4 separate regions of the Homo sapiens genome follow, and all the other regions are linked to region 2. Evidence: read pairs that join two places in POLR2A ChIA-PET (ENCODE). Cell type or tissue: MCF 10A. All regions are shown on one strand. Region 1 overlaps FAM186A (family with sequence similarity 186 member A). Region 2 overlaps LIMA1 (LIM domain and actin binding 1). Region 3 overlaps LARP4 (La ribonucleoprotein 4). Region 4 overlaps ATF1 (activating transcription factor 1).

Evidence for each region. Peaks named below come from ENCODE experiments on the same cell type or tissue, not always from the same donor. Only the 100,000 strongest peaks of a DNase experiment are listed, where the experiment ranks them.
Region 1: POLR2A ChIA-PET joins it to region 2 with 5 read pairs; 3 of 35 experiments call an interaction of 5 or more read pairs at or near these places.
Region 3: POLR2A ChIA-PET joins it to region 2 with 5 read pairs; 5 of 35 experiments call an interaction of 5 or more read pairs at or near these places.
Region 4: POLR2A ChIA-PET joins it to region 2 with 5 read pairs; 2 of 35 experiments call an interaction of 5 or more read pairs at or near these places.

Annotation. Positions count from the first base shown.
Region 1 is chr12:50,388,832-50,392,831 of GRCh38, forward strand. All of the region lies in intron 1 of FAM186A (family with sequence similarity 186 member A), which reads right to left. Among named protein-coding and RNA genes, the nearest start is that of FAM186A, 5.8 kb to the right of the region's middle. In MCF 10A, no CTCF peak of the experiment used is centred here; a DNase peak (open chromatin) is centred at 1,650.
Region 2 is chr12:50,218,060-50,222,059 of GRCh38, forward strand. It overlaps LIMA1 (LIM domain and actin binding 1), which reads right to left. Exons shown (of 11, transcript NM_016357.5): 4 at 3,962-4,000. Among named protein-coding and RNA genes, the nearest start is that of MIR1293, 14 kb to the right of the region's middle. RefSeq lists enhancers at 145-1,344, 3,825-4,000. In MCF 10A, no CTCF peak of the experiment used is centred here; DNase peaks (open chromatin) are centred at 532, 2,492 and 3,342.
Region 3 is chr12:50,427,427-50,431,426 of GRCh38, forward strand. It overlaps LARP4 (La ribonucleoprotein 4), which reads left to right. Exons shown (of 16, transcript NM_052879.5): 2 at 336-483; 3 at 1,509-1,664; 4 at 3,069-3,144. Among named protein-coding and RNA genes, the nearest start is that of SNORD133, 27 kb to the right of the region's middle. In MCF 10A, no CTCF peak of the experiment used is centred here; no DNase peak of the experiment used is centred here.
Region 4 is chr12:50,785,117-50,789,116 of GRCh38, forward strand. All of the region lies in intron 2 of ATF1 (activating transcription factor 1), which reads left to right. Among named protein-coding and RNA genes, the nearest start is that of ATF1, 23 kb to the left of the region's middle. RefSeq lists an enhancer at 2,014-2,943. In MCF 10A, no CTCF peak of the experiment used is centred here; DNase peaks (open chromatin) are centred at 1,885 and 3,645.

The DNA.
Region 1 (4,000 bases), 170 kb after region 2:
CACTTGAGATCAGGAGTTTGAGACCAGCCTGGCCAACATGGAGAAACCCCATTTCTACCAAAAATACAAAAATTAGCTGGGCGTGGTGCATGCCTGAGGTCCCAGCTACTCGGAAGTCCGAAGCGGGAGGATCACTTGAGCCTGGGAGGCGTAGCGTAGGTTGCAGTGACACGAGATCGTGCCACTACACTCCAGCCTGGGCAACAGCAGAGGGAGACTCTGTCATTTAAAAAAAAGAAAAAAGAAAAAAAAAATCAGGTGTGATGGCTCATGCCTGTAATCTCAGCATTTTGGGAGGCTGAGATGGGAGGAACACTTGACTTCAAGAGTTAAAGACTAGCTTGAGCACAATAACAAGACCTTATCTCTACTAAAAATAAAAAAATAGGCTGGGCACTGTGGCTCACTCCTGTAATCCCAGCACTTTGGGAGGCCGAGGTGGGTGGATCACCTGAGTTCGGGAATTTGAGACCAGCCTGACCAACATGGAGAAACCCCGTCTCTACTAAAAATACAAAATTAGCCGGGCATGGTGGTGCATGCCTGTAATTCCAGCTACTTGGGAGGCTGAGGCAGTAGAATTGCTTGAACCTGGGAGGTGGAGGTTGCAGTGAGCTGAGATCGCGACATTGCACGCCAGCTTGGGCAACAAGAGCAAAACTCCATCTCAAAAAAAGAAACTTCCTTGGGCCAGATGGTTTTGCAGGTAAATTCTACCCAACTGGCAAATTAATATACTCCTGAGATAGAAGACCGAAGCTGTATCGCTGGCCTTCCCAGATAAAAGCAAACTACTTCTGGTGGGCCTTATTGACAGATTGGAAGAAATAATCATTTGCCAGATCATAGCGGCATACCAGGAACCAGGGAATGTGTTAATTTGTTCAAGCAATGAAGCCACATCTGGTACAGAAGCTGTGACTGGACTTAGTACCTAGTTAAGCTTACAATAATCCACTGTCGTTCTCCAAAATCCATCTGTATTCTTTACAGGCCAAACAGGAAAGTTGAATGAGGATATGGTAGAAATCACCACTAAGGAATCTTTGAAGTCCTTGATGATGGCACTAATTCTTCCAGGAATGGGATATTTGTTTTATTTTTACTGTTTTCCTAGGTAGAGGCACTAGTGGCTCCTATTTGGCCTTTCCCACCACAGTAGCCCTCACTCCACAGGTAAGGGAGTCAGTGTGGGGATTCTGTCAGCTGCTGAGTATGTATATTCCAATTACACATTTTGGACCTTGTGAAATAACCACAGGATGGGTTTGGGGACACACTAGTTTCACTGTGAGATGGGCCTGAGCTAAAGCTTTTTTGATTAATGGGTAGACCACAATAACATTTTGGATCTCCTGGGATTAATGTCAGCTCAGAGCCAGTGCCCAGTAGTCCCCCAAAAGGTCTGATTATTTCCTTTTTCCCAATGCACACTCTGTTACAAGGTCAGCAGAAAAAGTAATAGTATACAGGTAGACCCAGGGTCCTTCTTCAAGAGAACTTGAGGTCCTGTTCACTCAAGGAGCTCTGAGTCTGTCAACTGGCTCAAGTTTGGGAATTGACTGATGGACTCTGACTCGTTTTCATGATTCATGATTCAGGTATTTATTTTCATTCGACCGAGGAATTTCCTACTTGTTCAGATTAAGTAAGAATTTAGTAGGCTTCCTATCTATTCATTTCTGGGAACATCTTGATCAACTAGCCAATGCCATAGGTCAGTGTGAGTCAGACTATTTTGATTGCTGCTTTCCTGCTGCTGTCCATTACAGTAATCATATCCACCTTGCCTTTGGTGGTTGGGTGCCACTACTGGGTCCCAGTTAGGTTTACAAATTCAGTGACTACAGTTCCCACTGTTAAGGTCTGAACTCTAGAGAAGAGTGATCACAGAGCTCTTCAAGGATGCCGGGGCTTCCTTCACTACATTTTTTCTCATACTATTGGTGAAAGGGCCTAGCACAATGGCTCATGTCTATAATCCCAGCATTTTGGGAGGCCGAGGTAGCCACCACCCCTGGCTAATTGTTGTATGTTTTGTAGAAACAGGGTCTCGCCATGTTGCCTAGGGTGGTCTCAAACTCCTTAGCTCAAGCAATCCTTCCACTTTGGACTCCCAAAGTGCTAGGATTACAGCCATGAGCTACCATGCCCTACCTCCTTTTTTTTGTTTTTGAGATGGAGTCTTGCTCCGTTGCCCAGGTTGGAGTGTAGTGGTGCGATTGTGGCTCACTGCAACCTCCACCTCCCAGATTCAAGCAATTTTCCTGCCTCAGCCTCCCGAGTAGCTGGGATTACAGATGCCTGCTACCATATCTGGCTGATTTTTGTATTCTTAGTAGAGATGGGGTGTCACCATGTTGGCCAGGCTGGTCTTAAACTCCTGACCTCAGGTGGTCTGATCCACCCTTGTCGGCCTCCCAAAGTGCTGGGATTACAAGCATGAGCCACCATGCCAGGCCTTATTTTATTTTTTTATTTTTTATTTTTTATATATATTTTTTGAGACAGAGTCTCGCTGTCACCCAGGCTGGAGTGCAGTGGCGCGATCTTGGCTCACTGCAACCTCTGCCTCCCAGGTTCAAGCAATTCTCCTGCCTCAGCCTCCCAAGTAGCTGGGACCACAGGTACCTGCCACCATGCCCGGCTAATTTTTGTGTTTTTAGTAGATATGGGGTTTTACCATATTGGCCAGGCTGGTCTCAAACTCCTGACCTTGTGATCCGCCTGCCTCAGCCTCCCAAAGTGCTGGGATTACAGGTGTGAGCCACCACGCCTGGCCTATTTTATTTTTTTGACAGTCTCACTGTCTCCAGTCACCTAGGCTGGAGTGCAGTGGCTCGATCTTGGCTCACTGCAGCCTCTGCCTCCTAGGCAGATTCTCATGCCTCTGCCTCCCAAGTAGCTGGGATTACAGGCATGGGCAACTGCAGCTGGCCTAGTAGTTTATTTTTTAAAATGAACATTTACTACCTTTAGACTTAGCCATTCCAAGCTTAGGTATTTATTCCAGAGAAATGAAAGCATATATCTGTATAATGACTGGTACATGAATGTTTATAGCAGCTTATTTGTAATAACCCAAAACCAGAAACAGCCCATGCCATGCCATGCCATGGAAAAACACTCAACAATAAAAAGGAATCAACTATTCATATATGCAAAAGTGTGGATGAATCTCAAAATAATTATGCTAAGTGAAAGACGTGAGGCAGAAGAAAGTAGATACTGTATGGCTCCACTTATATAAAATCTAAAATATGCAAACTAATATACAGTGACAGAAGCAGATTGGTGGTTAGCTGGGGATTGGGGGTGGGGGGCAGGGAACAGCATGTGGGAGGGATTATAAAGCAGCATGAAGAAACTTTTGGGGGAAATGGGCAAAATCATTATGTCGATGTGGTGAAGGTTTCACAGGTTTGTTGTTTGTTTGTTTGTTTGTTTGTTTGTTTGTTTGTTTTGAGACGGAGTCTCGCTCTGTCGCCCAGGCTACAGTGCACTGGCGCGATCTTGGCTCACTGCAAGCTCCTCCTTTCCGGGTTCATGCCATTCTCCTGCCTCAGCCTCCCGAGTAGCTGGGACTACAGGCGCCCGCCACCACGCCCGGCTAATTTTTTGTATTTTTAGTGGAGACAGGGGTTTCACCGTGTTAGCCAGGATGGTCTCGATCTCCTGACCTTGTAATACGCCCGCCTCGGCCCCCCAAAATGCTGGGATTACAGGCGTGAGCCACCGCGCCCAGCCGGTTTCACAGGTATTTATGTATATCAATAGTTTTTTTTTGAGACGGAGTCTCGCTCTATTCCCAGGCTGGAGTGCAATGGCGCTGTCTTGACTCACTGCAACCTCCGCCTCCTGGGTTCAAGCAATTCTACTGCCTCAGCCTCCCGAGTAGCTGGGACTACAGTCGTGTGCCACCACACTTGGCTAATTTTTTTTTTTTTTTTTTGGTATTTTTAGTAGAGACGGGGTTTCACGGTGTTAGCCAAAATGGTCT
Region 2 (4,000 bases):
ACGCCCAACTAATTTTTTTGTGTTTTTAGTAGAGACAGGGTTTCACCGTGTTAGCCAGGATGGTCTCAATCTCCTGACTTCGTGATCCGCCCGCCTCAGCCTCCCAAAGTGCTGGGATTACAGGCGTGAGCCACCGCGCCCGGCCTATGATGAATTTCTTAATAAGCCTTGTCATTGGGCACACAATGGGCACAGTTTATGCAGCAAATTGGCTGCAGTGAATAGCGTACACCTGGTTGCGGCCCTCTTTGGTGTGACCATTGTTTCTTCTTTTCTTTGTCATCTTGGAGGTACAGGCCCAAGAAAGATGAAGTAAAAATCTTAATTTGAGGGTGACTAAATGAGTGCTTCAAGACCACTTACCCCAAATCCACATTCTGCAAGACAGTTCAAGAAAAAAGGCAAAGTAGCCGTCTACCTCAAGGCTATGGGCTCCACAGTACTTAGCACAGCTGTACCCAAATGTAAACACTTCCCATGGCGTGCTTCTTCCCTGTCTCCCAGGTTAGTCACAATGATGCCAAGGTGCTCTGTCATTGACATTCTCATCCTTTAAGAATTTCAGGCTGGGTGTGGTGGCTCATGCCTGTAATTTCACCAGCTTGGGAGGCCAAGGCAGGAGGATCACTTGAGCCCAGGAGTTTAAGAACAGTCTGGGCAACATAGCGAAACGCTGTCTCCATAAAAAATTTTAAAAATTAGCTGAGAGTGGTGGTACACACCTGTGGCCCCAGCTATTTGGGAGGCTGAGGCAGAGGGGTCAAGGCTGCAGTGAGCCATAACTGTACCACTGTACTCCTCCAGCCTGGGCAACAGAGTTAAGACCCTATCTCCATAAAAAAAAAAAAAACAAAAACAAAAAAAAAACGCATTTCAAACAATAACAGCAGTTTAATTCTTCCTTTGGAATCTAGGTAAAACTGGTCTTCTCTATAAAGTCTACTATGTTCTGGTCTCATTTCAAAAAGTATAAACACACTGAAGTTAAAACGTGAAATATTAAGAATAAAAGATTCAAAAAGTAGCAGTTGGGGGATGAGTATTCCAAGGTTTGAGTATAAGATTGGCTGTGAGACTATACAGGTAGGTTGAGCTCAGACTATAGAATACCTGACAGAACTGTTAAAAATAATCTAGACTGAGACTGGGCGTGGTGGCTCATGCCTGTAATCCCAGCTCTTTGGGAGGCTTGAGGCAGGCAGATCACCTGAGGTCAGGAGTTCAAGACCAGCCTGACCAATATGATGAAACTCCGTCTCTACTAAACATACAAAAATTAGCTGGGCGTGGTGGCGGGCGCCTATAATCCCAGCTATTTGGGAGGCTGAGGCAGGAGAATTACTTGAACCTGGGAGATGGAGGTTGCAGTGAGCCGAGATCGCACCAATACACTCCAGCCTGAGTAACAGTGAGAGATTCTGTCTCAAAAATAAATAAATAAATAAATAAATATAATCTAGACTGTTTTCAGTATGGACAATGATGCTTATTTACAAACAGCAATAAAACCAAGGGTGGCTGTGTTTTCCACTCCCTAAGCAGTCCATTAAGTGACAAATCAGGAAATTAAAAATGGCACACACAAAAAGCAATGAAACCTAGAAGCCCAGGTGAATCTTATGTCTCTTCCATCTTCTTGTTTTTAAGGGACAGGGATCTTACTGTGTTGCCCAGGCTGGAGTGCAGTGGCGATCATGGCTCACTGCAACCTCAAACTCTCATGCTCAAGCAATCTTCTGCCTCAGCCTCCTAAGTAGCTGGGACTATCAATGCATACTACCACACCTGGCTAATTTTTAAATTTTTAGTAGAGACGAGGTCTGGCTATGTTGCCCAGGCTGGTCTCAAACTCCTGGGCACAAGCAATCCTCCTGCCTTGGGCCTCCCTAAATTCTCATTACAGATGTAAGCCACCGTGCCCAGCCTCTTCCATCTTCCTATACCTTTAGCAATCAATCTGGTGGCCCAGTGCTATCAGCCATCTAGTAGGATCTTTATTTTTATTTTTATATATTTTTTGAGACAGAGTCTCACTCTGTTGCCCAGGCTGGAGTGCAGTGGCATGATCTCGGCTCACTGCATCCTCCACCTCCCAGGTTCAAGTGATTCTCCTGCCTCAGCCTCCCAAGTAGCTGTGACTACCAGCAACGCCACCATGCCTGGCTAATTTTTGTATTTTTAGTGGAGACGGGGTTTCACCATGTTGGCCAGGCTGGTCTCGAACTCCTGGCCACAAGTGATCCCCCAACCTCTGCCTCCCAAAATGCTGGGATTACAGGCTTGAGCCACCACGCCCGGACTAGTAAGATCTTATATGGAAAGTTTTTCTCCTCTCCAAGCAGCCTTAGGGAGATAGGCTTGTTCTGACCCATATCTCACTAGATATTTATGAGAAAAAGTGTCTCACCATATCCTTACACATAATCAGCATTTTTGTCTGCTACAGTCCCAGTCATTTCCTACCTTTGGCCAGTTTCAACATGCAGCAGCCTTTTGCACTGAATCTACATTGTGTGTACTGGCATGACATCAGCTGTCCTGTTCCTAGCAGGGTCTGGGAGGAGGAGACTTACAATGGTGCTTTGAGTCACAACAAAACCCCTTCCTCTCTATTTAGGATTTCTGACATTTTTTCCTTCCACTTAAAATTCTTCTTCCCATTTAAATAAAACAAATTTTTAAATTAAAACCATAAAGGGGAAAGAAGGAGTTGGCAGGACTAAAGGTCTAAAAACTTGAGAGGGAAGAGAGTTAAGAAACGTTATAAAACTGCTTTGTGGTTACATCTCTTGCCAACTGGTTTCACTGTTAAAGTAGAGCTAAAGCTCATGCACAGAGAAGTGTTGTAGCTTTACACATCGTCAAAAACTCGCACAACTTCAAACATGACCCGCAAACATTCAAGAACTTTTCTAATTCTAAGTAGAAAAGTGACTGGCACTGCAAGTCATGGGAAGGGATTGACAATATCACATCTAATATAACTGAAGACTACAGGATGAGTTATTTTTTATCTCAGAAAGAATGCTTAATATTATTATATTACTTTCCAAACATAGGGACTTGGGCCAAATATTTAGCTTAAAAAAAATCCAGCTTTCCCATCTAGGTGGAATCTAGAGTAACAGATGGTTTTGCTCCCCATCAGGTCTGTTTATTTCATTATAACGACTGTTGTAACGAACCATCCCCATGTACAAAGCCAGATATATAGGAAAGTATGAGAAAACTGGAAAAATTTACCAGCTCTGTGGCCTCTGGATTGTGTTATAAATCACCAGCATATGTAACTCATTTTCTAGTTAAGTAATTCCCTCTGGGGACGAGGTCTGCAATCCACATGAAGGATCAAATTTCATTAGCAGTTGTAGGAAAACGCAACCCTGTGCATTTGCAAGTCAAAACTCCCGAAAGCTATAGCTAGTCTGGCTATCTTCATTGATTTTGCCTGAGAGAGGATTTTAGCTGATAGAAAACATTTGTTGGAAGGCACAGATGAGGAAGTTGAGAAGAAGAGAAGGGATTCAGCTAGCAGAGACAAGTAAGCCTCAGTCTTAATGTTAAACTCCGGCCTTAACACTCAGTCTGCAGCTGTGTCCAAGCAGAGAGCTATTCAGCAGTAATTCCACCCCCAAAGCTACAAATGATAAAGAACACAGGAAGACAATTTAAAAGGGCAAGTGTACAAAAACACATAATCCAATCGGTATTAAACTCTCTTCATTTCTAGATACCAATTTGAATCCCAGTGTGAACCTGATTTAACATGAAATTGTGTCAGAGACTCACAAATCTTAGCATCTATGTAAATAATGCATTTGAGACTATTAACTTATCTAACTGGAATCAAAAGACATACTGACCACATATTCGCCTCTACTCAAAATAGCTAGATTGGAAAAACAGCTTTGTTTAGTGCTTGAATTGGCTTTCTCAAGTTTCAAACCCGCCCAATTCTTACCTTAGTTTGAGTTGGTTCACCTTTCTCAAACATCATCTT
Region 3 (4,000 bases), 210 kb after region 2:
ATAGCTCACTGTAGCCTCGAACTTCCTGGGCTTATGTGATCCTCCTGCCTCAGCCTCCCAAAGTGCTGGAATTACAGGCGTGAGCCATTGCACCTAGGCAGTATTTCTGTTTTAATATTTAGAGATACCTATTTTTTATTATATAGGAAGCTAAATTTTATATAGATGTCTCACATTTTCAAGTTGATCAAAACTTTAATATTATTTATTATTTGTTAAATATAATTATTGGGTTTCTCCCCCACTTTTAAGTAATGGAAAAGTGATTTTATCTGAATCTGTAATTTTCATGCTCTGATTTTAAAAATTTACAAATAGATCCTTCGATTATTTAGCAGGTAGCATCTAAAGGAACTGGTTTAAATCCTAATGCCAAAGTATGGCAAGAAATTGCTCCTGGAAATACTGATGCCACCCCAGTAACTCATGGAACTGAAAGCTCTTGGCATGAAATAGCAGCTACATCAGGTGCTCATCCTGAGGGTAAGTCTTAAATATTTGGTCATAAAAATCACAGTTTGGTTAAATGTATGGCCAAGCAAGTTTACTGAACTTGAGACACATCTCTTTTTTTTTTTTTTTTTTTTGAGACAGAGTCTTCCTCTGTCACCCAGGCTGGAGTACAGTGGCGCAGTCTTCACTCACTGCAACCTCCACCTCCCGGGTCCAAGCAGTTCTCCTGCCTCAGCCTCCCGGGTGGCTGGGATTACAGGCGCCTGGCTTTATCTCATGCCTGTAATCCCACACCCGGTTACCACACCCGGCTAATTTTTGTATTTTTAGTAGAGATGGGGTTTCACCATATTGGCCAGGCTGGTCTCGAACTCCTGACCTCAAGTGATCCACCAGCCTCGGCCTCCCAAAGTGCTGGGATTACAGGTGTGAACCACCATGCCTGGCCAGGATATATCCTTTGATTATTTGATTAAGTATATTTATCAATTTTTCTTCCTTTAAACATACTGCATCCAGCATTTATAAATGTTTAACATGTAGTTTGTATATAATTCTCATTTATATCTAACATGAATAGATTGCCACTAATTTCAAGTAGTAGCCGTGTTTTTGGGTCCAGCATGCAACCCATCTATAATAATTATATTTATAAATTAGTTTTTATCTACCATCATTGACTCTGCTATTTACTCACTGTTCGACCTTGGGCAAATAACTTAATTTCTCTATGCTTTTTTCCCTCCATCTGTAAAACAGAAGCAATCTTAATTACAGCACAGGATTTTCTGATAATTAAATGAATAAAGTGCATGGAGTAGTCTGATACATGGATAATGCTATATACGTTTTAGCAATTGTTGATCATTTTAGTTTATCTGTAATTGTCAAAACTTATCTCCCTCGGAATGATAACTCTTGCTTAAAACCATGCGGACATATTTCAAACTGGTAGAAATCCTTAAAATCTTTTTATAGGTGACATACTGCCCAGAGTTCCTGAGAATAGAATTTAAATAATTCCCATTTACTTTCAGTGTCTGTCTTTAATACAGGTAATGCAGAGCTCTCAGAAGATATATGTAAAGAATATGAAGTAATGTATTCTTCATCTTGTGAAACCACAAGAAATACTACAGGCATTGAAGAATCAACTGATGGGATGATTTTAGGACCAGAAGATCTGAGTTACCAAATATATGATGTTTCCGGTAAACTTTATGGTTTTATTGTTAAAATGAGAATTCAGTACAGGACACCCCCCACCCATGGTCTCTTTATACTTGTTCTGATAAACCTATGGCATTATTTTCTTATTTGAAAAGAAGGTTACGTTAATGAAATGTTAGTTGATTGTTACATTGTTTTCAGATAACATGACTTTTGTAATGTTAAGATTGTTTATGAGGGTTCTATTAAAGGAAAGCGTGAAATTAAAGATAACAGAAAAAAAGGCGGGGTGGCTCATGCCTGTAATCCCAGCGCTTTAGGAGGCCCAGGCGGGCAGATCACTTGAGGTCAGGAGTTTGAGACTAGCCTGGCCAACATGGTGAAACACTGTCCTATACTGAAAAAAAAAAATTAGCTGGGCATGGTGGCATGCACCTATAATCCCAAGATCATGCCACTGCACTCCAACCTGGGTGACAGAGTGAAACTGTGTCTGAAAAAAAAATTTTGTGTGTCTATATATAAACAACTGCCTACTTTGAACATAGAGTTGAAGTGATATGGTAAGCAATTGGTGTTTTTTTGTTGTTGTTTTTTTGTTGTTGTTGAGAGGGAGTCTCGCTCTGTTGCCCAGGCCGGAGTGCAGTGGCGTGATCTTGGCTCACTGCAATCTCTGCCTCCTGGGTTCAAGTGATACTCCTGTCTCAGCCTCCCGAGTAGCTGGGATTACAGGCACGCGCCACCACACCTGGCTAATTTTTGTATTTTTAGTAAAGATGGTGTTTCACCATGTTGGCCAGGCTGGTCTCAAACTCCTGACCTCAAGTAATCCACCTGCCTTTGGCCTCCCAAAGTGCTGGGATTACAGGCGTGAGCCACCATGCCCGGCCTTTAAGTGCTTTTAGTATTGTGCATTGTTAATTTTTTGATAAAGATAACCTTAAACTAATATGAAATGTATCTGATGAAAGAATATCTAGATTGACAGAAATTAGTTAGACTTTGAACTGTCCAAATTATAAAAATAATAAAAAATACAGTTTGGGCCAGGCACAGTGGCTTATGCCTGTGGCCAAGGTAGGAGGATTGCTTGAGCCCAGGAGTTTGAGAACAGTCTGGGCAACATAATGAGAGCCTGTCTCTACAAAAAAATAAAAATAAAAAGTTAGCTGGGTATCATGGCACAAGTTTGTGGTCCTAGCTACTCAAGAAGCTGTGGTGGGAGGATCATTTGAGCCCAGGAGGTTGAGGCTATACTGAGCTGTGATCACACCACTGTACTCTAGCCTGGGCAACAAAGGGAGACCCTGTTTCTCTGAAACAATAGCTTTGTGGTGAATTTTGATTGTAGATACTTTGTGGCTTCTGAGTACAACAGTATGTCAGATTTATCACCTCTACTAACATGCTATTAACTTTTTTTCCCTCTTCTTTTCTACCATCAGGAGAAAGCAATTCAGCAGTTTCTACAGAAGACCTAAAAGAATGTCTGAAGAAACAATTAGAATTCTGTTTTTCACGGTATTGCTGTTTCCCCTTTATTGAATTTTATTAGTAGATGTAAAATACGTGTGAAATAGAGCGCAAGGATGGTGATTATTATTTAACTAATTTTTTTTTTTATTTTCTTGAGACAGAGTCTCATGTTGTCGCTGGGCTGGAGTGCAGTGGTGTGATCTCGGCTCACAGCAGCCTCCGCCTCCAGGGTTCAAGAGATTCTTGTGCCTCAGCCTCCAGAGTAGCTGGGATTACAGGCGTGCAGCCACCATGCCCAGCTAATATTTGTATTTTTAGTAGAGACAGGGTTTCACCATGTTGGCCAGGCCAGTCTCAAACATGCAACCTCATGTGACCTGCCCTCCTCTGCCTTGCAAAGTGTCGGGATTACAGGCGTATGGCACCACACTCGGCCCCTTGTCTAGATTTAAAAGTGTAGGGTCGGGCGCTGTGGCTCATGCCTGTAATCCCAGCACTTTGGGAGGCTTCGGTGGCTGGATCACCTGAAGCTGGGAGTTCGAGACCTGCCTGACCAACATGGAGAAACCCCGTCTCTACTAAAAATACAAAAATTAGCGGGGCATGGTGGTGCGTGCCTGTAATCCCAGCTACTTGGGAGGCTGAGGCAGGAGAATCACTTGAACCCCGGAGGCGAAGGTTGTGGTGAGCTGAGATCGCACCATTGCGCTCCAGCCTGGGCAACAAGAGCGAAACTCCATCTCAAAAAAGAAAAAGTGTAGTCTCCAGTCTGATATGCAGAGGATCTATTCTTAATATAAAGATAATGAAGTTTGCATTGGATGTTTTTTCTATGAACATACTCAATTTTGGAATTGACAAAAAGTTATTTCTTAATGCATGTTTTAATAGTTGATTCTTG
Region 4 (4,000 bases), 570 kb after region 2:
ACTGTTAAGAATGAAATTACTTGACCCGGGCGTGGTAGTGCATGCCTATAATCCCCTCTGCTTGGGAGGCTCAGGTGGGAGGACTCCTTGAGCCCAGGAGTTCCAGACCAGCCTGGGCAACATAGTGTAGACTCACCCCATCTCAAAAAAAAAATTATATATATACATACACACACACACACACACACACACACACACACACACACACACACACACACACACAGACGTATATATATAATTGCCATTTATTGAGATGGACAATGCTGGATGATGTTTTCCATTTCTTTTTGGGGGAATGTTGGCAATCAGGAATTTGGTTTTTAGGCATGTTATGTCTGTAATATTATCTGTGTTGGTTTTCTGTGCTGCAGAACAAATCACCACAAAGCTAATAGCTTAAAACAACACACATTTATTATCTCACAGTTTGTGTGGGGTCAGGCATATCTTAACTGGGTTCTTTGCTTTGCGGTCTCACACCAAACTGCAACTGAGGCATTGGCTAGGGCTGAGTTCTTAGCAGGAGGCTAGACTAGAGAAGAATCTACTTCCAAGGTCACTTAGTTTGTTGGCAGAATTCTTTTCACTGTGGCTGTAGGACTGAGTGCTTCAGTTTTTTGGTTGGTTCTTGGCTGGAGGCTGCCCATAGCTCCTAAAGGCCACCAGTAACTCCCTGCCACGTGATCCTCTCCGTATGCAGTTCACAGCATAGCAGCCTGCTTCAAGTCCAGCAGGAGAGTGAGAGCAAGTCTGCTAGCAAGACAGTCTTATACATAATATAATCAAAGGAATGACATCCCATTTCCTTGTGATAAAACATGACATCCCATCATCTTTGCTTAATAAGGTTGGTTAGAAGCAAGTCACAAGTCCCTCCCACTCTCAAGGGGAGAGGATTAGACAAAGTCCCAAACACCAGGAGCTGCAGATCATGGGGGCCACCCTAAAATCTGTTGGGCAGACCATCCAAGTAGATTTATCCAGTAGGCAGCTAGATATATGAGTCTGGGGTCCAGGAGAGAGGTCCAGACTAGAAATCTAAATTTAGGAGTTGTGGCTATATAGGTGGTATTTATAATTATGGGATGATTTCCAGACTCCCCCAAGATGCAGAAAGCTGGAAAGAATGTTACTCTTACCCTGAAACAAGAATAAGTTGTATGTTCTATAAAATAATAAACTCATAGAGGTGGGGTGTGGGCATGGCTCACCTGTGGCAGAGCACAGAAAATAAGCAGGGCTGCGTACTAGCAGGAAAATTAATGAATTGCTAAAGTCCAAGTGTAGGCAAGCGTGAGCGTATAGAATCCTTGGGAGCTGCAGACACAAAGACAGTTCATACCCTCTTGTAGGTTTTTCTCCAAGGACCTCCAGCAGTTGCTTAGGAGAAAAATGGGGCTGGGGACACAAGGGAGACCAGAGAATGCCTTGGTAGGTGGTACAGGCCCACTTGGACCTTTTTTTCCTTTGGAAAAAAAGGCTTTAAGCCGCTGGGAAAAAGGAAATAAACCCAGTTTTCCATTGTGTCTGGGAAAAGTAAAAAGAAAAAGAAAACCCACAAACCCTGAGGGAACGGCAGGAAACTGTTAAGGGCTTAGACTATTAGAGTTTTTCTGCCACTGGGAGAAAGCCCCAACCCCTGTAACCCAGGGACATAGGGCCTACCTGAGACTGAGACTGGGCCAGGACAACAAAGAACCTCCCTGTTGGTGCTGTCAAGTCAAGCAACAGCAATCTACCCCTGGGGGAGGGACAAGAGTATGGAAAGAGCCTCTTTGGGGCAGATGCAGAGATGAAGCCTAAGGCTGAGTGTGTGGCAAGAACAATGAGAAAAACCCTCTGACATACCAGCCCCACCCTAAGCAGAAAGTCATACTAGAGGAATTTGAAGCTGGTAGTACACTTAAGGTAATCCAAACAACAACAAAATCCAAACCCAGCTCAGTTCCTGAATAGATGACTCAACCCCTTCCCTACGCACACACACACCCTAGTGAAGAGGTGTACTCTCTTGTTTTCCCATTTCTGAAGATAAATACTATTTACTTTAGTCTCTAGTGTCTTACCCATGATGTCTGTCATTCAGGCAAAAATTATAAAACACATACCAAAAGCACACAAAGAAGCAACTCACTGTCAAAAACCAAAACAATAAACAGAACCAGACTCAGGATAACCCAGCTGTTGGAACTATCAGAGAGTGAATTTCAAATAAGAATGAATAATATGTTAAAGGCTCCAGTGGGAAAGGTAGAAAACATGCACAGACAGCTGGGGAATTTCAGCAGAGGGTTAGAAACTATATGAAAAAGTCAAATGGAAATGTTAGAAATAAAAATGGTGTGGTGGCTCACGCCTGTAATCCCAGCAATTTAGGAGGCCGAGGCAGACAGATTGCTTGAGCTCAAGAGTTCAAGACCAGCCTGGGCAACATGGCAAGCCTCCATTTCTACTAAAAATACAAAAGAAAAAAAAAAAGCCAGGCATGGTGGTGCACACCCTGTGGTCCCAGCTACTCAGGAGGCTGAAGTGGGAGGATTGCTTGAGCCCAGTGGGCAGAGGTTGCAGTGAGCCAACATCGCACCACTGCACTCCAGCCTAGGTGTCAGAGTGAGGCCTTGTCTAAAAAAAAAAAATGGTGACACAGGTGAAGTATATGTTTGGGTTTATTAGTAGACTTGACACAGCTAAGAAAAGAATCAGTGAACTTGAAGATAGGTCAGTAGAAATTACCCACAACGAAAACAGAGAACAAAGGAAAGGGCAGGGAGAAAAATAGAGCATCCAAGAACTGTGGAATAATATCTCTTTAACATAGGTGTAGTGTGATCAAAGTCATGTGACTAGATGGGATTACTGAGAGGTAAGTATTGTAGAGATGAGTCAATGGATCTGGGCTTCTTTAGCATTTGGAGTTTGGGGACATTGAAGAGGGATTGTCAGTGAGGTAGGAGGAAAATCAAGAGTAACTCAAATATTGGAAATCAGAATGAGTGATGGTCAGCTGTGTAAAATGTGGCTGATAGGTCAAATAAGATGAGGAATAAAAATTAACTATTTTATAGCCAATCTTTTTTTTTTTTTGACATAGGGTCTCACTCTGTCACCCAGACTGGTGTGCAGTAGTGTGAACATAGCTCACTGCAGCCTTGACCTCCTGTGCTCAAGCAATCCTCCTGCCTCAGCTCCCCAAGTAGCAGGGACCACAGGTGTGTGCCATCACATCCGGCTAAACTTTTTGTATTTTTTTGTAGAGATGGGGTTTTGCAGTGTTGCCCAGGCTGGTCTCAAACTCCTAAGCTCAAATAATCTGCCCACCTCAGCCTCCCAAAGTGCAGTGCTGGTATGCGTGAGCCACTGCACCTGGCCCTGTTTTTTTTTTTTTGGAAACCGAGTATTATTCTGTTGCTTAAGCTGGAGTGCAGTGGCATGATCATATTTCTTTGGCCTCAAATTCCTGCCCTCCAGTGATCCTCCTGCCTTTGCCTCCTGAGTAGCTAGAGCTGGTTCCTATTATTCACAGATTCTGTATTTGCAAATTTGCCTACTTGATAAAATTTATTTCTAACTCCAAAAACACTCACGGCACTTTTGCGGTCATTCATGGACATGTGCAAAGTGGCAAAAAATTTGAGTCACTCCTATATTCCTGGCTGAGGTCAAACAAGGTGATGCTGTGTCTTCTTGCATCAGCTCTCATAGTATAAACAATTGGCCTCTTTGCGGTCTAGTTAGTATAACTACATTTTTTGCATTTTTCTCCTTTTTGTTGGTGATTTTGCTATTTAAAATTGACTCCCAAGTGTAGTACAAAGTGCTATCTTGTGTTCTAAGTGCAAGAAGGCTGTGATGTGCCTTATGGAGGAAATACATGTGTTAGATAAGTTTCATTCAGGCATGCGTTACAGTGCTAGCGACTGATACGTAGTTCAGTGTTAATGTATATTAAATGAGGTTTTTTTTGTTGTTTTTTTTTTTCGGAGACAGAGTCTTGCTCTGT